Regions from separate parts of the Homo sapiens genome. Here region 2 is linked to region 1. Evidence: chromatin loops called from intact Hi-C (ENCODE). Cell type or tissue: heart left ventricle. All regions are shown on one strand. Links, peaks and the distances in the headings refer to the core of each region. The heading gives the core; the rest is flanking DNA.

Region 1 (17,132 bases), core at 3,690-11,689:
TTGGATGTAGTGTGAGGTATCCGTATCAACATTTAAACACAGATAGGATGTTTTAACATCTTTCAGCCTTTTCCATTAAAATAAAACTTGCTTGAATTTCATTTACCCGTGACTACTACACTTTTCCATCTACCGTCAAACTTTTAGAAAAAATTTCCACTTGGGTTTTTCCACTTCATCTTCTCTTTGTCCACTCAGCGTTGCCTGCATGGATTCCACCTTACCTTCACACTGACACTGCTTATGCCGAGGGCAACTGTGGCCTTTTTTTTTTAATTGAATCCAGTGGACTGAATATAGACCCCTTCTTCCCTGAGCTGTATGTGTTTATCATCATTGGATAGTTTCTCCTTTAAATGCATCTCCTTTAGCTTTAATAAAATGTTTTCTTGGCTTTTGTTTTTTTTTTTTTTTTTTTTGAGATGGAGTCTTGCTCTATCGCCCAGGCTGGAGTGCAGTGGCGCGATCTCGGCTCATTGCAAGCTCCGCCTCCCAGGTTCACGCCATTTTCCTGCCTCAGCCTCCCGAGTAGCTGGGACTACAGGTGCCCGCCACCACGCCCGGCTAATTTTTTGCATTTTTAGTAGAGACGGGGTTTCACCGTGTTAGCCAGGATGGTCTCGATCTCTTGACCTCGTGATCCGCCTGCCTCGGCCTCCCTATTTCACTGGCTTACCTTTCTCAGTTTACCTTGTGCCGCCTCCTGTTTTTTGTTTCTCAGTTGTTAATATTTTCTAGAATTCATTCGGTTACATCCCCTGCAGTTTATATTAATGCTTATCCTTGGGTGATGCATCAACTTACAACCTCAGTGATCAGCCATATTCTGATAACCCTGAAGTCTCTATCGTCAGCTCAGATTTTTTTTTCTTTCTTTTTTTTGAGTCGGAGTTTCACTCTATTGCCCAGGCTGGAGTGCAGTGGCATGATCTCGGTGACCTCCGCCTCCTGGGTTCAAGCGATTCTCCTGCCTCCCAAGTAGCTGGGACTACAGGCGCCCACCACCACCCGGCTAATTTTTGTATTTTTAGTGGAGATGAGGTTTCACTGTGTTAGCCAGGCTGGTCTCGAACTCCCTCACCTCAGATGATCCACCCGCCTTGGCATCCCAAAGTGTCGGGATTACAGGCGGGAGCCACCGTGCCCAGTAGATTTCTTTTTAAAGCAATGTATTTTTTGTCCCTAACAAAAGGCATTTAATACCAAGCCCATCACCATTTCCTCCCCTCTCTTGACAAACCTCCTCCTATGTTTCTCATTTCAGTGAATGAACAGATTTCTACCCTTGCACAGAAATCTGGTGTCAGAAAAACAGGGAGGGAGGAATTGACATTATAGGTAATGGTGTTAAAGTGTACCACTCAGTGGTGTTTCGTGTATTCACGATGTTGTGCAGCCAGCCACCAGCTCGATCTAGCTTTCAGACGTTCTCATCACACCATTAAATCGCCATCCCTATACCCCTTAAGTAATTACGCCCCCTTTCTCCCTTCCCTCATTGTCTAATCTACTTTCTGTCTCTGGATTTGCCTCTTCTGGATATATCATATAGAATAAGTCATATAACATGTGACTTTATATGTCTGCTTCTTTAACTTAGCCTGATGTTACTGAGCTTCATATATTAGTACTTCATTTCTTTCTGTGGCTGAATAGTATTTCATTGTATGTATATACTGCAGTTTATTCATTTGTCGATGGACACTTGAGTTTCTGCCTTTTGATTATTACAGCAAATGCTACTACAGACATTCATGTACAACTTGCTGTGTGGACAGATGTTAGGGTATATACCTAGAAGTGGAATTGCTGGGTCATATGGTAACTCTGCTCAACTTTTTAATCATATGTCATTTTACTTTTTTTAAAAAAAATTATTTTTTAAACTGAGACAAGGTCTGGCTCTGTTGCCCAGGCTGGAGTGCCCTGGTGTCATCTGAGGTCACTGCAACCTCCGCCTCCTGGGCTCAAGTCATCTTCCCACCTCAGCCTCCCCGAGTAGCTGGGACTGTAGGTGCACATCACTGTGCCTGGCTAATTTTTGTACTCTTTTGTTTCTTTTTTTTGGTAGAGACAGGGGTTTGCCATGTTGCCCAGGCTGGCATCAAACTCCTGGGCTCAAACGATCTGCCCACCTCAGCCTCCCAAAGTTTTGGGATTACAGCGGTGAGCCACCATGCCCAGCTCATGTCATTTTTGACTTACTACTTTAAGCCCCACTTCTTTAACATCACCAGGTTAGGTTGATTGATTCTCTTCTAAATAGCCTTGTTTTCTTCATTGTTTCGACTACTATATACTCGAGGTACACTTTTCAAGATTACTTGAATTGCTTGCTTTTTGTTTCTTTGTTCTCATCATGCCTTTTTAAACAATCTTCTACATACTACAAGATTGGTTTTTGCAAATGTAAATCTCATGAGGTCACTCCATTGTTTAAAAGAAAAAGAAAAAAAGAACCACCCTTCAAAGGCTTATCATTGCCCTCTGGATAAAGTCCAAGCATGCAGGGCTTACAAAGGCCCTTTGCTGTCCAGCTTTTGACATTCTGTTTAGTTTCAGCTGCTCCCCTGCCCCCCGCCGTTCCAGTCACATACTGATTGCCCTATTTCAAGTTTTTGTACATGCTCCTCTACCTAAAGTAGGGTTCAGATTCTAAACCTTGAATTCCCTCACCCAAATCCTTTATTTCTTTTCTTTTTAGAAGCCTTTTCTTATTCTTCATGATTATGTTATGTGCCCTTCTTTTTTGTGTGCCCTCAAATTCTTGTACTGTTGTTGGAGCACATTGTAATTGCCTGTTTACTTCTCTGGGGATCAGGAGCCGATGTTGGTCAAGTGCCAGAAGATGTAGATAGACTGAAAGTACAATTAATAGGAATTTAGCAGAAGCCAAAAGATTATTTGATAAATTATTTAGGGAAGACTTCATGGAGGGGGCTAGTATTGATAGAGACCTTGAAGGAAGCATTCATGAAGGCATGGTAAGGTTCTATCACTTTAAATGGATTAAGCCTGTTAAATATTCATGCATCTAGACCTAGGAAGATTCATGCTGGGGGCTGAAGCCATGACAAAAGTGAGACATTGGACATTTTTCAACATTGCTTTTGTATTACTTACATGGAACAAGCAAAGGACACAATTATGCCTGTAGAAGAAATGCATGGAAAGAATGGGCAAAAGATTTCAAGAACTTGGGGGTTTTGACAAGAGTAAGAAGCAATGATATGCTTTATGGAAAGTGTAAGGAAATTTTCAAGGGTAATTTTGACCATGTATACTAATTTCAGAGCTTACTCACCTATGTTTATAAACCCTGGACTTCTGGTGGAAAATGCAACAACTAGGTGATTTCTGGATATATTATAGAATCTTTCACAAGACTCTTGTGTACAGTGTTGTAGAAAATGGTCCGAGTAATGTAATGGTGTTTCTCTAGAAAAAGGTTGGAAATGAGATCAGTCATGTAGAAAATAACTCCTCACAGTGCATTTGTGTGTGCTGCACTCTGTTCCTCAGTTGACAGGAAAGTGGGACTTTCTGTTTTTTAATAGAATGTCTGCAACATAGTTGGCGCTCAGTACACATATGCGTGCATAAACAAAATAACAGTGAAAATGCTGTTCCCTTCTTAATGTGTTTGCACTTTCAATATCTTTAAAAAGTATTTTAGATTAGCCACTTTAAAGTAAAAGTACATTTCTTGTGTTTTGAAATACAGAGCTGATTTTAACTATTTGTAAAAGTCTAGTTTGCCTGTTATGCAAAAATGTTAGACTTATAAAAATCTCCCCTCACATTTCAAGAAAAGAAGCACTTCATGTTTAAACATAAATTTTTTATTTTTATTTTTGAGACGGAGTCTCGCATTGTCACCCAGGCTGGAATACAGTGGCATGGTCTTGGCTCACTGCAGCCTCTGCCTTCCAGTTCAAGTGATCCTCCTGTCTCAGCCTTCTGAGTAGCTGGGATTACAGATGTCCGCCTCCATGCCCGGCCAATTTTTGTATTTTTACTAAAGACAGGGTTTCACCATGTTGGCCAGGCTGGTCTTGAACTCCTGACCTCAAGTGATCCACCCATCTTGGCTTCCTGAAAGCGTTGAGATTACAGGTGTGAGCCACCACGCCCTGCCTAAATATAAATTTTCACTATTGGCTTTCTCCTATTTTGCTGGCATGTTGTTAAATCGTAGTTGTTGAAATAATACCATCTCTTGATTTCCCCAAAAATTAATATCTCCTCAGTTACCTAAACATTGGTTCAGTCCTTTGTAGCACTCTGAGTTATATTATACTGCCTTTCATCATTAGACAAAGCTGCCTGAGAATGATGGCAGGTAGTATACGAGAATTACACACCTGTTGAGACTCCCAGCAAGTCCTTTTCAAACCACTCTACTCCTGTGTGTTCTTTGTCCACACTTTCCAATTTGAGCCAATGAGTACTCAGTTCCACTGGCCGGTAAAATGTGATAATTGTGTGGGTGATTGATACATGCATTCACTATTGTGATTGTTGTTGTGTTGGTTCCTCTGGTGTATATCAGTACTTATTAAATTGTGTGTGTGTGTTTTTTTTCTTTTTGAGATGGAGTCTTGCTCTGTTACCCAGGCTGGAGTGCAATGGCGTGATCTTGGCTTGATGCAACATTTGCCTCCCGGGTTCAAGCAGTTCTCCTGCCTTAGCCTTCTGAGTAACTGGGATTACAGGCACACACCACCATGCCCAGCTAATTTATTTATTTATATATTTTTTGAGACAGAGTTTTGCCCTTGTTGCCCGGGCTGGAGTGCAATGGCGCGATCTTGGCTCACCACAACCTCTGCCTCCTGGGTTCAATCAGTTTTTCTGCCTCAGCCTCCCGAGTAACTGGGATTACAGGCATGTGCCACTACGCCCAGCTAATTTTGTATTTTTAATAGAGACGGCGTTTCTCCATGTTGGTCAGTCTGGTCTCAAACTCTCGACCTCAGGTGGTCCACCTGCCTCGGCCTCCCAAAGTGCTGGGATTACAGGTGTGAGCCACCACGCCCGGCCAAATTGTATAATTTAAGTATGTGCAGTTCACTGAATGTCAGTTATACCTCATTAAAGTTGTTTAAAAATTTCTCACATGATCTGCTCACCATCAGGAGGCCAGTACTTTATTAAGTCTGGTGTCTCTGGAAACATTCTGGGCTCTGTACCGCTGCTCACCTGCTCCTTAAGGTCCCTGTCTTGGCCTGTGTGCCCCCACCTTGCCAGTTCCTCGCCTCTCTTGTTTCCCACCCTGTCATCCTTTCTCCATGCCACAGCACTCTCTTTAGAGGAGGAGAACCTCACGATGCTGCAGCCATTCTGTATGCTCCAGGTGTTACTCTTAAGCTGCTCCTCTGTCCCAGAAGCTGTGGCTCTCAGAGGGTCGACATATACAGACAAGACATATGGGGCCCCTGCTCTCCTTGTGCTCAGAGATGGATGGGCACACAGGAGCACCCACTGTAGAAGCAGGTCCCCAAGACTACAGGGACAAGTCAAATAGGTGTACAAATGTTAGTATAAATGAAAGTTATTAAGCGCAGTACATTCCAATGAAAAGGTATGATTAGACACTCTGAAAGTATACCCTGAAGACAGCAGCATAAGAATTGCCAACATGATTTGATTTCCAGGGCTCCCTCTCAATGAGAATCTCTGGGGGACGGGCCTGGATATCTGCATTTTAACAAGCTTCCTTAAAAGACCACTGTAGGGCCACTTAGAATGACAAGAGCCTGGCTGGATACCAGTAGAAGTTGATCTTCTGGATAGTTTGCTTTACCCAGGGCTTTCTTACAGTATAGGCATGAAAATGTTTTGGCCATCAAGTAGCATTTTGCCTGGCAAGGTATATCTATTTAATGGTTTAAAACTTACATAAAACATGTACGCTCAAGTTCTGTAATTTATCTACTGGATGCAAATTATGTGCTTAAATGTATTGATTAAACTTTTCTTTTTCCACAGAACTCAACAAAAATCCAGTGGAAGGCTTTTCTGCAGGTTTAATAGATGACAATGATCTCTACCGATGGGAAGTCCTTATTATTGGCCCTCCAGATACACTTTAGTAAGTATAATGGAACTGACATCTTCAAAATGGAGCTCTTTTAATACACTGAATTAAAAACTATTTTGGCAGGCTGGGCACGGTGGCTCACACCTGTAATCCCAGCACTTTGGGAGGCCAAGGCGGGCCGATCATGAGGTCAGGAGTTCGAGACCAGCCTGGCCAATGTAGTGAAACCCCATCTCTACTAAAAATACAAAAATTAGCTGGGTGTGGTGGCATGCACCTGTAGTCCCAGCTACTCAGGAGGCTGAGGCAGGAGAATCACTTGAACTCAGGAGGCAGAGATTGCAGTGAGCTGAGACCACGCCATTGCACTCCAGCCTGGGTGACAGAGTGAGACTCCATCTCAAAACAAAACAAAGCAAAACCACAAATATTTTGGCAAACTGACATGAAATTATTTTTTAAGGAGCAGGAGAAATGGCTGTATTCAATATCCTTTGTACTGAATTTGATCATGGAAGAGTTTTTGTGTTTTGCTTGAAGCTCTAATGTCTAAGACCTATTGCTATTAAAAATAATAGTTTCAGGCCGGGCGCGGTGGCTCATGCCTGCAATCCCAGCACTTTAGGAGGCTGAGGTGGGTGGATCACCTGAGAGGTCAGGAGTTTGATACCAGCTTGGCCAACATGGTGAAACCCCATCTCTACTAAGAATACGAAAATTAGCTGGGCATGGTGGCATGCCTGTAATCCCAGCTACCCGGGAGGCTGAGGCAGGAGAATCACTTGAACTCAGGAGGCAGAAGAGTTATATAATTTTTGGACATTTTAATTGAGAATGTATTACACACATCAGTGTTTTAAGAAGGCTAAGGAGAACTTTCAAGATCGTCTCTTTTCATGGTTCTCTACTTGAGTCCCCACCGAATACTGGTTAGAATCTAGGTGTTCTTATCCCAAACTAAACTAATGGTCACTTTCTCCTAGTTTATTGAAAGTTATTGTTATGCTCTATGATAATCTATTAACTGACTATTAATTGTTAAACCAATGGCTTAAGGATAGACAACAATGTAGTGGTGTGAAAGAGCAGTAGAAGAAGAGAAATAGAGTTTAAAAATATTTCATGTCGTACATTTCTAGATGCAAAGACCACAGTCTTCTTTTCTGCTCTGAGTGTTTGCAGACTAACTTAAATTTACTAGTATGTATTGTTTTGTAAGATGCATCTGCTGGCTTGGTGCGTTGGCTCACGCCTGTAATCCCAGCACTTTGGGAGGCTGAGGCGTGTGGATCACCTGTGGTCAGGAGTTCAAGACCAGCCTGGCCAACATGGTGAAACCCTGTCTCTACTAAAAATACAAAAATTAGCTGGGCATGGTGGCGGGCGCCTGTAGTCCCAGCTGCTCAGGAGGCTGAGGCAGGAGAATCGCTTGAATCCGGGAGGTGGAGGTTGCAGTGAGCCAAAATTACGCTACTGCACTCCAGCCTGGTGACAGAGCGAGACTCCGTCTCAAAAAAGAAAACAAAACCGTCTCTGGTCTTTGGTGTACATTTTTAAAAGTGTTGGCTGTTGAATTGAGATGTGAATCACAGCAATATTTCTGGCAGCTCTGCTGGAGTGTGTATATGCTGCTGAGAATACTGGTGGTCACTTCTGGACTGTGCCTTCCTGAGATCACTAGCCTTTGCTCAGGAAAGAGAGAGCATATTCCTAGGGCAGGACCTGAGAAAGGCAAAGGAAGGTACAGGGGAATGAAGAAAGGTTTGTTAGAAGTAAGCCTTTTAGAATGCTACCAAGAACCATGTACTTCATAGAATGCTTAAAAAATATTTGTTGTCGGCCGGGCGTAGTGGCTCACGAGGCCGAGGTGGGCAGGATCACCTGAGGTCGAGAGTTGGAGACCAGCCTGACCAACATGGAGAAACCCTGTCTCTACTAAAAATACAAAAAATTTAGCCAGGTGAGGTGGCATATGCCTGTAATCCCAGCTACTCGGGAGGCTGAGGCAGGAGAATCGCTTGAATCCAGGAGGCAGAGGTTGCAGTGAGCCGGGATCGTGTCACCCACTCCAGCCTGGGCAACAAGAGCAGAACTCTATCTAAAAAAAAAAAAAAAAAAGTTCTTAAAAAACTTCTTAGCAGAAAGTAGTGAGGTTCTTGTAATTATTTCAGTGGAATGGAGAGAGTAGAGGCCATCTTGGAATTGTTTGAAGAGCACTATTGGAAGTGAATATATACACCTTACGTTTAAATAACTGCCTGTGAAGGGAAGTAGAGGCTTGTGCTGGGGGGAGGGGTGTTATAGGATTGAAAATAAATTAGTATAGGCTCAGATGGTACCCAGACCTAAGTGATTAATTCACCACTTTATAATTAGATAATAGAAATACTGTACCAAAATTCTGTAAAAGCTGCTGTGATTATCTCTCTGTGCCATCATTAGCCCTCATGTAGTCACTAGAGGGCGCTCCACTCTCTTTTCAGTCTATGTGATTGATAACCGGTACCGTTCAAGGATTACTTTGAGACTCCTATAGTTGCCACAAGTCTTAATTCAGTCATACTCATATTTATATAGCATTACATTTTTATTTTTATTAATGAGTCTTTCCAGTGCAGTAGTCCCTAAGGCCTTTCTATGAAATGTACATTCTGAAACTGGTGTGGTATACCAACTGTTTTCAGACTGATTATCAAACAGTATGGATAACCACTCATATCCACAGAAATTAAAATTTCAGGTAGAAGTGGCAATAGGTTTGTAGTACGGAAGTTTAGGGTGGATACAGTGGCTCACGTCTATAATCCCTACACTTTGGGAGGCCAAGGGTGGATCGCTTGAGCTCAGACGTTGGAGACCAGCTTCGGCTACATGGCAAAACCCTGTCTCTACAAAAAAAAATACAAAAATAAGTCAAGCATGGTGATGCATGCCTGCAGTCAGGAGGCTGAGCCCAGGAGGTGGAGGCTGCAGTGAGCCAAGATTACGCTACTGCACTCTAGCTTGGGCAACAGAGCTAGACCCTGTCTTAAACAAACAAACAAAACCAGAAAGTCTAAGAAACCTGGATATCACTGTATCATTATAACATTTTATAAATTATTAATGAATGATGACTGTATAACTTTTATCTCTCTTTTCCTTTCATCACCAGTGGCTGGTCTGTTCAAGGAGTATGTCTTATTTATTTATTTTGTTTTTAAGCACTGGCAATGATATGAAAAATCTGGAGAATCTTAAGATTATGTGTTTTGTAGTATTGCCTTGGGTAGATATAGAAAATGAAGAATCAGTTAACCAAAACTCTGAATTACATTCTTTTACAGTTGCAAAATTCTATTCCAGTTATAAATTATTTTCCAGTCCTGTGTGAGACATAGAGGCAGAAGCCATCTCTTCTGTAATGAAGTTCTGGAGGGAATGAACCTAGTGCCTACATTGCTTGGAAATGGAATGATCAGTGGTAATGCCATGCGGTTTATCACGTAGTGTTCAAGAACATGGACTTTGGGGACTGCCTTTGGTTAGCTCTCTAACTCTACCACTCTTCTTAGTTGAGTGACTTTGAACAATTACTTAAATTTGGTCTTAGCAGTTTCATTTCTAGGGTAAAAACCCTATGCTTAGGAAATGTTTCAAATGTTCCATGTTCTATTGCTTATAATAGCAAAAAAAAAATTATTTTTTCCCCTTTTGCAGTTTTATTATTTATTTTTGTAAATGTCAATTATAATTCGAAGGACACTTTGTAGTTACTAATTAGACTATATGAAAAACTGTACAGACTGTTTGTACTATAATTTGTGTCCCTAAGAGATTAGGGGACTCAGTAACAGAAAAATCAACTCAGAAGGGTCACTGCTCAGCAGTCCACATAACCACATAGTAGAGCCCAAGCTACTGGTTGTGAGTAGAAAGAGACTTCATACAAATATCTTCACATGTCTTCTAGCATTATGCCCCTACCAGGAAAGGGAATGTCTGTCACAATTTTTTTTTTTTCTGCTGTAAGATAAAGAAAAGGCTGTATCCCTTAGACACATACTTAATGAAGACAATCTCAAAAGAAGCTCCTGTGTTTTTCTGTTTTCACTGTTCTTTTCTGAAGTTCACCTGGATGTTCCAGAGCAGTTTTCTAAACCTTTCATTGTTGGTTGGCCTTTTGTAGAATTCTTCAGCAACACACAATACAGAAGACACAGGCTAAAATAGTTCTCACAAATACACTTTGAAATAGGTGTATTTGGATATAAATACAACTTGCCATTCCATTATTTTTTTTCTCATGACTAAACTCTAAATTTTTAAAAATGGAGATTTTCAAACCAGTGATGTGCAAAAGCCCATTCTCATGACACAGTCATTTAAACTTATTAAGTATGGGAAAATTTTATTTCTTCCCTTTGTCTTGTGGAATAATTTAGGTTCTCACCCTGGGCATGATTCACAAAATAGAGTAAGACCACAGATAAAAGTCACATAGAATCACAGGCAATGAAGAAAACTTCTAAAAACAAATATCCCCCAGTGTCCAGTATCATCCATCCCAGCAGTGATGGAAATGATGGCCACCCCAAGATTCTGAATGGAGTGCGTGAAGCCATATGCAGTTCCCAGTTGATGTTCAGGAACTACAGATGCCACTGTTGGCCAAAATGCACAGGCAAGCGATGAATAGGAGATTCCCAGAAGACACAGCAACCCAAGGGCTCCACATCATAAAGGCCAGCATCATGTGGGACACAAGAGTGGCTGCAACCACACGCAGAACCCAGATGCTGTTCTTCCCCGTGTCATCCACTGGGAGCCCAAATACTGGGGTGTGGGAGCTGATAACGACATATACAACACTGTTCATTGCACTTGCTGCCTGGAAAGAAAATCCAAATTTGTCTGTAAAGAAAACTTTCCCAAGTCCAATAAAAGGGAACATGGCAACACAATAGCAGACACAGATGATAAATATGAGCCACAGGGGTAAGGAGAAATCCTTTACATCAGTTAATGTAAAAACTTCCCCCCCCTTTTTTTGTTGTTGTTGTTCTTTATGAAGGATTCTCTCTGCTCTCGCATCTAAGTAAGCAAGAGCCAAGGAAGGCACAGATTAGTGAAAGAATACATTTTATACCCCCAATCTTAAGTGTGACCCCAGGGGTTGTGTGACCAGCAGAACCCCACGAAGCTTCAATCTTAGAATACAGCCAACTCACGAAGTTCATGTTTACCGTACTTCCAATTCTAGCCATGCTAAATTGTTGGAGTCCAGACACCAGGTTTAATTCTTTGTCTTTAAACCAGCTGACAGCATATGTCCTGGGCAACTGCTGAGCACTCCCCACCAATCCAAACACAAGTCTTTCAAATTCCATCAGCCAAAAAACATTAAATATTCCACCCAGAACAAAACAACCTGTCCAGTGCAAATAAAACAGCTAAAAGTAATTGTGCCCCATCATATTCCAAATACTCGGTCTTTTAAAAAGCCACCAAAGAAACACAAAACTACATTGGGCCAAGAATACCAGGCATATAGCAGCATGAATTTCATGGTGTTCACCTGCCTGTTCCGTTTATCCTGAGTCTGAAGGGCAGCAGGATTATTATAGCAAAAATAGCTGCTGAAGCCAAGGAAACACATCAATAACAGCATCAAAAGTCATAGCCAGGTGACTGGAGGCCACAGAAGGGCCAGCAGCACCCATGCTTTCTCATCCTTCTCCTCCATTGCGCCCGTGGGAGGCTGAGAGGCAAAAGGGGTGACAACTCCAGGACCTGGCAGAAAAGCAGTGCCCACGGAGCACAGCCAAGTCAGTGATCACATGACTATGTGATTCTGACTATCATAGAATAATAGTGAACTGTGGCGGATAGAATGAATGGACAAGAGACAGCTACAACAGGACTATAGATTAATAGAACAATGTTGAGCAAATTGCAGACGGCAGCATACAGCACATTATTTACATAAAATAAATATGGCAGTATGGTAGGATTTGATCCTTGTAAGATTTTTATAATTTAACTCAAAAACAGTAATGGAGGCCTCATGGAAAAAAATTGAACTAGGCCTGGGTTTTTAAACACTTTCAAATGTGAAACTGCTGGTTACATATCTCTCTCTCTCTTTTTTTTTTGTTTGAAAACAGAGTCTGACTCTGTTGCTCACTGCAACCTCCGCCGCCTGGGTTCAAGTGATTCTCCTACCTCAGCTTCCTGAGTAGCTGGGATTATGGGCACCTGTCACCATGCCTGGCTAATTTTTGTAGTTTTTAGTAGAGATGGGATTTCACCATCTCGGCCATGCTGGTCTTGAACTCCTGACCTCATGATCTACCCGCCTCAGCCTCCCAAAGTGCTGGGATTACAGGTGTGAGCCACCGTGCCCGGCCTACATACCTCTTTTTAATATCATGATAGTACTTATACTATAGCATCTGTGATGAAGATAATATGTAATGAAAGATATTTTGAATTAATTGGTGCCTTTTTAAATTTTATTTTATTTATTTATTTATTATTATTATTTTTGGAGACAGAGTCTTGCTTTGTGGCCCAGGCTGGAGTGCAGTGGCACAATCTTGGCTCATTGCAACCTCTGCCTCCCAGGCTCAAGCCATTCTCCTGCTTCAGCCTCCTGAGTAGATGGGATTACAGGCACCTGCCACCACGCCTGGCTAATTTTTGCATTTTTAGTAGAGACGGCGTTTCACCATATTGGTCAGGTTGTTTTCGAACTCCTGACCTCAAGTGATCCGCCCGCCTCAGCCTCCCAAAGTGCTGGGATTACAGGCGTGAGCCACCTTGCCTGGCCACAGTCACATCTTTCTATATTTGAAAAATAGTGGATATGTGACATGTTAATGTGTAGTCTACAGTGTTATTCTACTCTATGGGTTTTGGGCTTTCTCTTTGCTAACTTGGCTGCTCGGTAGAAGTTTGCACGCACAAGTTGGGTACTAGTTAGTTAAGCATCAAAAAAAAAAAGCAGGTAGGCCAGGTGCGGTGGCTCAGAAGGTCAGGAGTTCAAGACCAGCCTGGCCAACATAGTGAAACCCCGTCTCTACTAAAGATACAAAAATTAGCGGGACGTGGTGGTGTGCGCTTGTAATCCTAGGTACTTGGGAGGCTGAGGCAGGAGAATCTCTTCAACCCGGGAGGCAGAGCTTGCAGTGAGCCGAGATCACGCCACTGCACTCCAGCCTGGGCGACAGAGCAAGACTCCATCTCCAAAAAAAAAAAAAAAACTAAAAAAAGGAAAAGAGGGGAGGGGCAGGTAGAATTTCCACAGGTAAAATAGAAGAAGAGGGGTCCACAGATAGGAGAAAAACTCAGAAATGCTATGGTTGCTTCAGAGTGGGCAAGGCCATTTTCAGATAGAGTGAAAATTGTGTGCTTTAAATTTTTAGGGCTACTCTTTTAGTTGAATTTGGTTGACATTTTAGAGATTGAAAACAATTTAGAGGGTCTAAGTCAGTTTTTCATGATGAGGATTCCAGTCAGCTATTATGAAGCTTTTTAGTGAATGTAACCAATCAAAAGTAAGTGACGTGGGAAAGCTGACTTAATGTTGTCAAGGAATCAAGTGGCAAGTGGCTGCCAGTAGAATCAAGTGCAGGGGCTTTGTGGCAGTGGCTTTGATGTCCTTTTACATTGACTCTTTTTTTGTTGTTGTTGAGACAGAGTCTCACTCTGGCACCCACGCTGGAGTGCAGTGGCACAATCTTGGCTCACTGCACCCTCCACCTCCCAGGTTCCAACAATTCTCCTACCTCAGCCTCCCAAGTAGCTGGGATTACAGGTGCACGCCACCATGTTTGGCTGTTTTCTGTAATTGTGGCTTTCAAACCCATAATTAGAAATACTTTACATCATGACGCAGTGCATACATATGTATATATAGATTAGTGAATAAAACACATACATAGATTATATAACTGAAACTACTTGTGATAAACTCTGTTTTCTATTTTTGTTAACAAAAAAACTTTGATAGTGACTCATTAAATTGCTTTTGCAGCCCTGTTTGAAAAACTAGTCCATGTAATCAGTATATCCTAAGACCCATTTTGGCACTAACTTACACAGAGCAACAGGATCAGTAGATAAAGACTTAACTCTTTTTGGTGTAATGCACTCTTCACAACAGCTATTCCAGTCTCTATTCCCTCAAGCCCTCATGCTTCTTCCTTTCAATAGATAACCTCATCAGTTGTGAAAAGTAAGGCGCTATGGTGGGCCTTACTTCATTTCTACATTTCTTCGAATATCTCTTTTAAAGCGCTTGTTTTGTACAGTTTCCCCATCTAGTTACTATCTTCAACTGTTAAATTTTTTGTATAAATTGTCCTGTTTATTATGCTTAAGTACTTTACTACCCTGTTCTTTAACCCTTTACAGCTTTTTTTCCTATTGCTTTTTACTAAAAAAATTGTATTATCAAGGTCACTGACTTTATACTCTGAGTCCTGTGGCATTTCCTAATTATTCAGAAATGTTTGGTGTTAATGATCTGTCTCTTTTTTTAAACTTAATCTGCACCTTCCCCATGTCTTATGATCAGAAAAAGCAATAAAAATTCATACTTGCTTGTGAACAGTTCAAGCTATATTAAAAAGAGCAGAGAGTAAAAGATCTCGTAACACTAACTATTGTTAGTTAACTATTGTTATGTATTGATGTCCTGTTTCTGGACATTTTTCTATGTGTATACAAACACACCCCCAATTTTTCACTTGTTCTTTCCTTTCTTTTCTTTTTTCTTTTCCCAGGCTGGAGTGCAGTGCAGTGGTGCAATCACAGCTCTCTGAAGCCTCAACTTCTTGGGCTGAAGGGATCCTTCCCCCCTCAGCCTCTCAAGTAGCTAGAATTACAGGCATGAGCCACTGTGTCCGGCCTCCCACTTTTTCTTTAAAGACAAATTAGCTTGTTTTAGAAATACCTGCTTTTAAAAATGTAACAATAGATTCCTCATATCATTCCATGACAACACTTACTACTGATATTTTTCTTGGTAGATATTTTCCTTCTGCCACTAAAATGATAAGCTCCACAGTGCTCTTTAATGCTTTGTTCTCTGTTGTATCCTTTTACGTAGACCAATGGTTAGAGTAACTGGGTAATCAATGTATATTTGTTCAGTGAATGAAAACCATTTAATGAGCTGAGAATTTCATTTCTCACTGATCTGAAACAACCACAATCATGATTCTAATGGTTGGACACATTGAACAACAGAAGAATCAGATGTGCAAATGGTACTGCAATAAAGAAATTTAAAGAGGTCAATGTACTAGAAGGGACCTGGTGGCTAGTTTAGATTTTAGTCAAATAAAATCTTTCTAGAGGTAACGTTTAAGCTGAGTACCGAATGATAATCAGAAGACAAAGGGAGAAAAGTATTTCCAACAGAGGAAATATTTAGTACCAAGGCCGCAAGACAGAAATTTAGTATTTTTGCCCTTTAAGGCTGACTTGATCTCTGTGGTTTTAGTTAATGTATACAACTCATTGTATTGTTCTTTTGATGATTCCTTAAGAATGACTGCTGATTAAGTGTCAGTGATCTGGAGGTGTATTGTCTAAAATAGCAGTCACAGGGCATATTTCAAGTGGTTGGTGGCTACATTATTGGACAGCACAAATACAGAACATCTCCAGCATTACAGTTTGGTTTTACAGTGCTGTTCTGGAAAGTCACTCTTGAGATTTTTTTTGCTGCTATACCCCTGGAGTTTGACACATAAATGCCGAGTAAATACTTGTTAAATGATGAAATGAATAAATGGATAGATGGAGGCAATATATCTATTCCTAGATAAGGAAAAAGAAAATGTCCATAAGTTTTGAGATGAGAAAGGGTTTGATGTGTTTGAGGAATAGAAAGACGACTGGCTAGTTTCAAATCAACATAGAGAAATTGGTGATGTTAAACCTTCTGAATTTTGTTTTAAGTGCACTGGGAAGTGATGGAAGGGTTTGTAGCATAGCAGTAATATGATCTGATCTGATCTGGTGTGAATGTCTTTTTAGCAGATGATTTCATTTTACCAGCTCTCTTGAAAGTTTAATCAATGTGATAGCCATGACAGTTTATTAAACTACTTATTTGAGAAAGTAACTGCCTGTGGGAATCCAGATTATTTGTTTACTTCATTTTTGATGTTAGTGCTAGCACCCTTGTTTTATATTTGTTTTAACACTTCTATACTTAAAAGCAGGAACTTATAGGCAAGAACTTCTTTTTGTTCTTTTTTCCAGTGAAGGTGGTGTTTTTAAGGCTCATCTTACTTTCCCAAAAGATTATCCCCTCCGACCTCCTAAAATGAAATTCATTACAGAAATCTGGCACCCAAATGGTAAGTTTATCTAGTTTTACTTTTACATTTGCAGATTTGATGGCCTGTTATTGAAGTGTTCAAGGTCAATAAGAAAGATCTGTTTCTCAGTGAAATTGCTTTGGCATTTTTGTACTGTTCATTGTGCACATGGCTGTGTACTAAAACCTTTAAAAGGAGGAGAGGCCAGGTGCAGTGGCTCACACCTGTAATCCCAGCAGGCCAGGCAGGCGGATCACTTGAGGTCAAGAGTTGGAGACCAGCCTGGCAAACATGGTGAAACCCCATCTCTACTCAAAATACAAAAATTAGTTAGGCATGGTGGCACACACCTGTAATCCCAGCTACTTCGGAGGCTGAGGCACAAGAATCGCTTGAACCCGGGAGGTGCAGGTTGCAGTGAGCCAAGATCACACCACTGCACTCCAGCCTGGGCAGCAGAGTGAGACCGTGTCCCAAAAAAGAGAAGGAGAAACAGAGATCATGTGGAAAAAGTTATTTTTTATTTATTTACTTAGTTTTCAGTTTGGTTTGAGACTCGTGTTTTAAACCAGAGGGCATGGTTACTGAGGGATAACATCAATAGAACTCCTATAATTGAGGGGATAATTATCAAGGTATTAGATGATTCACTGGCTATTACAAAGAACACAGAAATTATGAAACCTGGTTCTGTAACTTATAGTTTTTCATATTATTTTTATACCATGGACAACTCTTCTATGTGTATTCATAGGTGTAAGATTACTGGCAGT
Region 2 (8,000 bases), core at 1-8,000, 72 kb after region 1:
AACAGCAGTTTGTAATAATTTGAAATAATAAATACTCTCTTAATCTTGTGATCTAATATCCATTGGTTATAGCTTGGTCTTTGATAGAACTAGAATTGCCGATACTTTCAAATGATGATTAAGTGTATTCTAGACAATACTCTTGTAGCGTAGAATGTGTCTCTGTCAAGCATTATATACAAACAATATTCTGTTTGGGTTTCCTCTTTTTTTTTTGAGACAGAGTGTTGCTCTGTTGCCCAGGCTGGAGTGCAGTAGCGCGATCTCGGCTCACTGCAACCTCTGCCTCCTGGGTTCAAGCGATTCTCTTGCCTCAGCCTCCTGACCAACTGGGATTACAGGTGCCTGCTACCATGCTTGGCTAATTTTTGTATTTTTAGTAGAGACGGGGTTTCACTATGTTAGCCAGGATGGTCTCAATCTCAACCTCGTGATCTGCCCACCTCGGCCTCCCAAAGTGCTGAGATTTCAGGTGTGAGCCCCCACGCCTGGCTTGGGTTTCCTTTTAAATGGATGGGTTAATTCATGTAATGGTATTTTTTTTTCTTTTTCTTTTTTTCCATATAGTGGTTTTTGTGTATTTAGTTTCCAAAGACTTTCCAACCTAGTAAATAATTTTAAAGTTGAATATGAAAATAAAACATATAACTACAAGCAGGATGATGACAGTGACTTTGGATTCCTGCCAGCATAGCCATACGGCATGTGTTCGTGTCAGCCTAGTGGGTCATCTTGACGTTTTTGTTAACTGCCCAGATGCTCTCCTCCAGTAGTATTTGACATTTCAGAGTTAAACATAAATATCTATTTGGGAAGATCTTTTCATATAATGGCATGTCATAATTATGGAAACATGTTTTGAAAAGAAAGCTTTTTCCTCACCCCATTTTTTATAAGTAGTTGAGTAAAAAATGGTCAATATTAGGACTGAATGTTTCTAGTGAGAACAGGAGTCCAGATACTGGGTTTCATGTTCATGACTGCTTGTTAGTTTGTTCACGGTTTTTCTGTTTAACCTTGCTTGAGCGTTACTGTGGAGCATAGTAGCACTGTAGTCTCAGAGTTGTCATCACCATCTTTAACCTTTCTGTCTTTCTCTCCCTGATGGTTTAGCTTGTTTTAGTCTATATAAAATATCCTCTACTTTTTATGTGAATATTAATCATCCTACTTAACTTGTAGGTTCACCACCGTAAGAATCCCATGAGAAGATGTATTTGAAAGCAGCGCATGCCATGTGAATTAAAGCCAGAATTTATCAATAGAAAACATTTCTAGCAACATACTATAAAGATGACTCACCAGAATTCAGTGCTAGCATATAGGAATAATTCTTCGCTGTAATTTTTTCTTTTGCAGATGTATGTTGATGAATACTCATGTGTTTATCAGCTGTGAATCCTAGCTATACCTAGTTATGATGACATTTTTCTAATATATGTGGATCTTTTTCTTCATCAGCGATCTGAAGATAAAGGTTGGGGACAGGCACATCAGTGCTCACAAGTTTGTCCTGGCAGCCCGCAGTGACAGCTGGAGTCTGGCTAACTTGTCTTCCACTAAAGAGTTGGACCTGTCAGGTGAGCCTTTGAGTGATCAGGGACACAAAACTGCTAGCGGAAGGGCTCTTGGCAGAAGGTTGTGGTGTCTCATTTTGAAATATTTGTGATTTAATGAAAGTAAAATAATTAAGCAATTGATGGCAACCATGAACTAGTTAAATAATTAATGAATCAGCAGGTTGTACTTTTAGGTACTTTGTGTACCTACCTATTTAGGAGGTAATACCTGGCTAACAAATCGTAAATATTTGAGTATCTGCAATGTCCTTATGATTTATAAAATGTAAGTGTTTTTCCGTACACTCATTTCATGAAAAAATATGCTGTAAATAAGGATTCATGTCCAGAAAAAAATTTTCCCTCAAGTCTAATAAAAAGTCCTGCTGTCAAATTGCTTAAAACTTCATGCTAGATGCCAAAGGACTTTTTTTTTCTTTTTTTTTTTTTTTGAGACAGAGTCTCACTCTGTTACCCAGGCTGGAGTGCAATAGTGATCTCGGCTCTCTGCAACCTCCACCTCCCAGGTTCAAGTGATTCTCGTGCCTCAGCCTCCCGAGTAGCTGGGATTACAGGCACCCACCACCACACCCAGCTAATTTTTGTATTTTTAGTAGAGACAGGGTTTTACCATGTTGGCCAGACTGGTCTTTATCTCCTGACCTTAGGTGGTCCACCCACCTCAGCCTCCCAAAGTGCTGGGATTACAGGTGTGAGCCACCGTGTCTGGCCAAAGTACTTTTTCTAGTTTATCAGAACTGAACTCAGAATAGTTACTCTGAAGAATAACAATATTCTTTCTTTAACATCAAAAGATGACCATTAGCCTTCAGAATTTTAATAGGTTTGGGTTACTATGTGAGATGGTGGATATGTTAATTTGCTTCACCATAGTGCTCATTTTACTATATATGTATCCCACAGCATTGTGTCGTATAGCTTAAATATACACAATACAATTTGTTTTTAAAAAAAGAATTTTAAGGCCGGGTATGGTGGCTCATGCCTGTAATCCTAGCACTTTGAGAGGCCAAGGTGGGAGGATCACTTGAGCCCAGGGAATTCAAGACTAGCCTGGGAAGACCCTGTCTCTGCAGCAAATTAAAGAAAAAATTAGCTGGACAGGATGGCATGTGCTTGTAGTCCCAGCTTGTTGGGAATCTGAGGTGGATGGATTTCTTGAGCCAAGAGTTTGAGGCCACAGTGAGCTATGATGTCACCACTGCATTCACTGCATTCCAGCCTGGGCAACAGAACAAGACCCTGTCTCAAAAAAAAAAAAAGAAAAAATTAATAGCTACATTGGCCTATTTAATGTTACTTGTTTTATGTCACATTTTTTTGTGTAGGATTGAAGCAAATAGGGTGGCAAGTAGACTTGAAAACAGTCATTTTCAAAAGTTGACCTGAAGGTTGCATTTTCATTTAGTACTTGCCTGACTGCTATTGGAAAAAAAGGGGCAAAGAGCAAAATTTTAATTTAATTCTAGTATTAATATTCATCAGAATTATATGGTGAGGAGAATAACAGGGATGTGTTCTGAGAATGTGTCATTACGTGGTTTTGTTGTGGGAGCATCATAGAGTATAGTTACACAAATCTACATGGTATAGCCTACTACACACCTAGGCTATATGGTATAGTATGTTGCTTCTAGGCTACAACCCTGTACAGCATGTTCTGTGTAACTGTACAGCATGTACAGCATGTTACTGTGCTGAATGCCATAGGCAGCAGTAACACAGTGGTAAGTATCTGTATATCTAAACATAGAAAAGTTCAGTAAAAGTACAATATTATAATTTTACGGGACCATCATCGTATCTGCAGTCTGTTGTTGACCAAACATAGTTATGCTGCTTATGACTGGACTTGCCGAAGTGATTGTGTGAATTATATCTTTGTTCAGAAGGTTTGTCAGTTGAGAAGGTACTGTTTTCCATGCGCAGTGCCAGGAACACTGAGATGATTATAACACAGTCCCTGCCATACGGAGCCCGTACTCTGCTGGAGGAAACAGGCCATTCACAAATCATTTCAGACCAGGGCTGTAAATACAGAAATGTAGTTAGCTTATATATAAGGTTGAGAACAGACTAAGTTGGGGTGATAAAGGAAGGTTTCAGAGGTGGCTAATACCTGAGTAGTGTTGTAAAGGCTAAGTAGGCATTTATCTCATGGATTAAGGGGAACATATATCAGTGTTTCCCAACTGTGAGCGAACTCTGTCTCTTTATGATAATTTCTAGGATTTAACTTGAGGTCCATAACTAAAAGTTGTAGATACAAATGCACATACACACCTACACATGTGCAGATGCCTGCATGCCAGTAACTAAAAACATTTGCCTGGGAAATAGTTTTTTACTGGGAGGGTACCAGTCCACGTGATCGAAATCTCGAGGGATAGCTTTTTTTTTTTTTAAAGCATAGTGTTTTGAAACCATGTATCTTTGACCTCATATATAACAGAATTATGAAGACCTTATAAGATCATGTAGTGTTCTTCACAAAATGTGTGATAGGATCTTGATTATATGAACAGAATGTTTATGAAGACTAGAAGGTAATAAATATATGGAAAATATTCGACTTTGTTAGAAAAAAGTTAAGAATAAGCTACCATCTTTTGAAATCTATATAATCAAACATTGGTGATCCTAGTAGCTGTGAGGCTCATGAAGGTGGTATTCTTGTACATTTGCCAGTGACGATACAAATAGGTATGACAGTTCTAGAAAGCAGTTAGGCAGCTGAGCTGTGAAATATTCCTACTTTTTTTTTTTTCTTCATTATCTGACTTCTGGGATACTGTCGTAGGTCACTCAGACAGTGTTAATGTTCCTCAGTTTTATTTTAATTGTGAAATATCGACTGCCACCAAAATGAATGAGAGTGGCAAAAACGAAACATCGCTGCTCTCTGAAACAAAACGACACAACACAGAAAATTACATCAAGGAATAAAAAGCCAATTTTAACATTGAATTAAAAAATTTTGCTTTACACTGAAATTTTTTAGTACATCCAAACGTTTAGAGCTTTAATTCAGTGCTGTCTGGCCTTAATTCAGTGCTGTCTGGCCACAAGATTGCATCACTGTGAGTCAGGAAGTTTTCTCGAGTTCAGGAAAATAGAATATTAATGTCTTTAAATGTCTCTAGACTCTCCTCCAGTTGTAAATAATAAGCGTGTTTTGATTCTACTATAAGGTTTGCTTTCAGGAGTGATCCGCTTCAAAGTAAATGGTTTTTGTGGCTTTCACAGATCAAGCACCTGTGAAGATAGCAGATAGGAGAACATGTGGCATTTTTACTTTTTATGACATTTTAATGAAATGTATCTTTGAAATGTGTTATGGGGGAGAGGTCCAAGGTGGTAGTGGCATGTGTGGGCCTGTTCCTGTTGAATTGTGTGCTTTGCCCAGCAGTCCTGCTCATTGCCTAAACCTGGGCTTGCAGTTGCTGAGACTGCCTGGGAAGCCTGTGTGTTATGTGATACCTGGAAGCACTGACACTTCATGGCAGCAATTTGAGGAAGATTGGAAATAGGTTCTTGTAAACAGGTGTATAAATAGCATAAAAGCTGTATTTTAAAGGCTCAAATGTTTTCCACACCAACAGGCTTGATAAAATCATTTAATGAATTTATTGGTGTTTTGTTTTTTCAACATTAATCCATTCATATAAAAAACATTGAGTGGTAAGCGCTTTTCAAGGTGTTAGGGATACAAAGTGTACAAAATTAAATTCTTGCTTGCATAAACTTACATCTTAGAATGTAAGAAAAACTCCACATTTTTCTTTTTGATGTTCTTGTCTAATTGATATTTCTTTCTTTCTTTTTTTTTTTTTTTTAAACAGGATTTCACTCTGTCACCCAGGCTAGAGTGCCATGGTGCAATCACGGCTCACTGCAGCCTTGACCTCCTGGCCTCAGGTGATCCTCCCACCTCAGCCTCCTGAGTATCTGGGACCACAGGTGTGTGCTACCATGCCTGTCTCATTTTTTATAGACATGAGATTTTGCCATGTTGCCCAGGCTGGTCTTGAACTCCTGGACTCAAGGAATCCTCCTGCCTTGGTCTCCCAAAGGCCTGTTGGGATTACAGGTGTGAGGCACTGCACACAGCCTTGATTATGAGAATTTTAGCATATGTTGATGAAATACAACAGGCATTATATACACTTTAAAGGTGTTTGGATATATGAATCATACCTTGTTCAAAAAAGTGAAATGTTTGTACCTGATATGATCCACTGATGAAGGCACAATCACTTCTGTAGGATTCTTTTTTTGTTTTTGAGATAGGGTCTCACTGTGTCGCCCAGGCTGGAATGCAGTGACACTATCGCGGCTCACTGAAGCCTTGAACTCCTGGGCTCAAGAGATCCTCCCACCTCAGCCTCTCAAGTAGCTGGGAGTACAGGTGTTCACCACCATCCCTGGCTAATTGTTTAATAGAGATGGGCTCTTGCTGTGTTGCCAAGGCTGGTCTCAAACTCCTGGGCTCAGATGATCCTCCTGCCTTGGCTACCCAAAGTGTTGGAATTTCAGGCATGAGCCACTCTGCCTGGCTCTTGTATAGGATTTTTGCCATTAATGCATAACCTCAATCTACTCATGAGAAAACATCAGACCCAAATTGAGGGACATTTCTCAAAATAATCAGCCAGAGTGTTTCTCAAACATGTCAAGGTTATGAAAAACAAGAATGGTTTAGGAAGTATTACAGATTGGGTGAGACTAACACTGAATGCAGTGTAGAATCCTCAGTTGGATTCTGGCCATAAAAAGGGTATTACTGGTAAAATTGGCAAAATAGGGCCTATAATTAGTTAATGGTATTGGTATTGTATGTATTACGTAGTTACCTAATTTTGATCATTGTACTATGGTTATATAAGCTGTATTAATAATAGGGGAAGATGAGTAAAGGGCATATGGGGATGCTCTGCAGCTTTTCTCAAAGTATGAAAGTATCTGAAAATGTAAACAAAGTAGAAATTTGCTTTTTTATTTCTTACTAAGGTATCTTTAAATATATGAAGTGATATGTTAATTAGCTTATAACCATTTCATAGTGCATACATATATCAAAACATGTCATACATTAACTCTATATAATTTTTGTCTGTTAAACCCTAATAAAAAAGAATAAAAGATAAAAGTTTATAAAGATACTGATTGACCAAGTGGGAAGAGAAAGAATATGACTGTTAGCTCAGCAAAGCATAACAAATCTGAGTCCACAAGGAAAGTATTATATTTACTTCTTGGTGAAGTAAAGCAATTTGCTTCTAGCAAAATGATCTGTTTATGGCCTCTCTGTAGCACTTTACCAGTAGCAGCTGACACGATGAGAGGTTCCAATGGATTAGAATGGCTGTTTTGAAGCTAGAGTTTGTTGCATACTTTCTCAAGCAAAGATCTTACAGTTCCTTGGCATAAGGGCTCAGGGTATGAGTCATTCAGCTCTCCTGGAATGTGTCCTGGATAGTGTCAAGCCATTCCAAACAGCAGAAAACATCCTCCTTTATTCCTTTTCACTCTGGTTGGGAAAGCTATCCCCTGAAGCACCATCTGGAAAGCTTGCACTCTGCAGTGGAAAGGGCATAGTTTCCCAAACTGTGTACTCGGGGAGCTGTGTGCTATTTAAATTTTTAAGAGAAGCACAGCAATATTCAACATCTGTTGGCTACTGTGTGAACTACTAGGTTAAGGCTGTTCAGTTTCAGTATTAAATCATACTGTGTTCCTTCGATGACATCCACGGGAAGTTTAGAATATGCTCACAAAAAGGAGTAAAAAAGAATATGCTCACAAATTCTTTGCTATTTCTCCCTGCAAAGGTGGATTCAAATTCTCCTCTTCAGTATAGGCTGATTCACCTCTAATGAATGGAGTGTGGTAGAAGTGGCAGCATGTGACTTGAGAGATGGCTTCATCGAAGGCACTGTGGCTTCTTCCTAGCTCTCTCTTTTGGATTGCTCATTTTGGGGGAACGTTAGCGGCCATGTCATGAGGACACTCAAACAGCCTTGTGGCCTCCTGCCAGCAGCTGAGTCCCATGCCCAAAGATTCTCTCAGAGCTCAAAATAATCTATTTTATCTGCGGTTATATTCTTTACTTAATCCTCATACTGCTTTTGGGTTTTTCTCACCAATCTTTGGTTATGTTAAGTTTGTGTTTGTGTTGGCTTATTGCAGATTTGGTTTAGGTTCATTGTTCTTTTAATTTTTATTTATATTTAGCCAATTCAATAATTTCTTTTTATCTGTATTAAATCTTTCTTTGAAATTCCTTTGAATTATTTTTTCTTTTTGAGTTGAATTACTATCTTTTATCTCATTTTCTTTTTTTTTTTTGAGACAGAGCCTCACTCTGTCACCCAGGCTGGAGTGCAGTGGTGTGATCTCAGCTCACTGCAACCTCCACCT

What was found. Hi-C counts contacts between places; a loop is a spot of excess contacts. Peaks named below come from ENCODE experiments on the same cell type or tissue, not always from the same donor. Only the 100,000 strongest peaks of a DNase experiment are listed, where the experiment ranks them.
Region 2: it touches region 1 in a loop (2.0-fold over the local background); 7 of 110 quality-filtered maps call a loop at or near these places.

The regions. Positions count from the first base shown.
Region 1 is chr17:4,295,983-4,313,114 of GRCh38, reverse strand. UBE2G1 (ubiquitin conjugating enzyme E2 G1) reads left to right here. Exons shown (of 6, transcript NM_003342.5): 2 at 5,992-6,094; 3 at 16,301-16,398. It also overlaps the pseudogene MFSD1P1. Among named protein-coding and RNA genes, the nearest start is that of ANKFY1, 41 kb to the right of the region's middle. In heart left ventricle, for the core only: a CTCF peak has its summit at 8,479 (motif pointing right); no DNase peak of the experiment used is centred there; H3K27ac peaks cover 125 bases.
Region 2 is chr17:4,229,352-4,237,351 of GRCh38, reverse strand. It overlaps ANKFY1 (ankyrin repeat and FYVE domain containing 1), which reads left to right. Exons shown (of 25, transcript NM_001330063.2): 3 at 1,462-1,580. Among named protein-coding and RNA genes, the nearest start is that of ANKFY1, 31 kb to the left of the region's middle. In heart left ventricle, for the core only: a CTCF peak has its summit at 3,573; a DNase peak (open chromatin) is centred at 7,596; H3K27ac peaks cover 5,934 bases.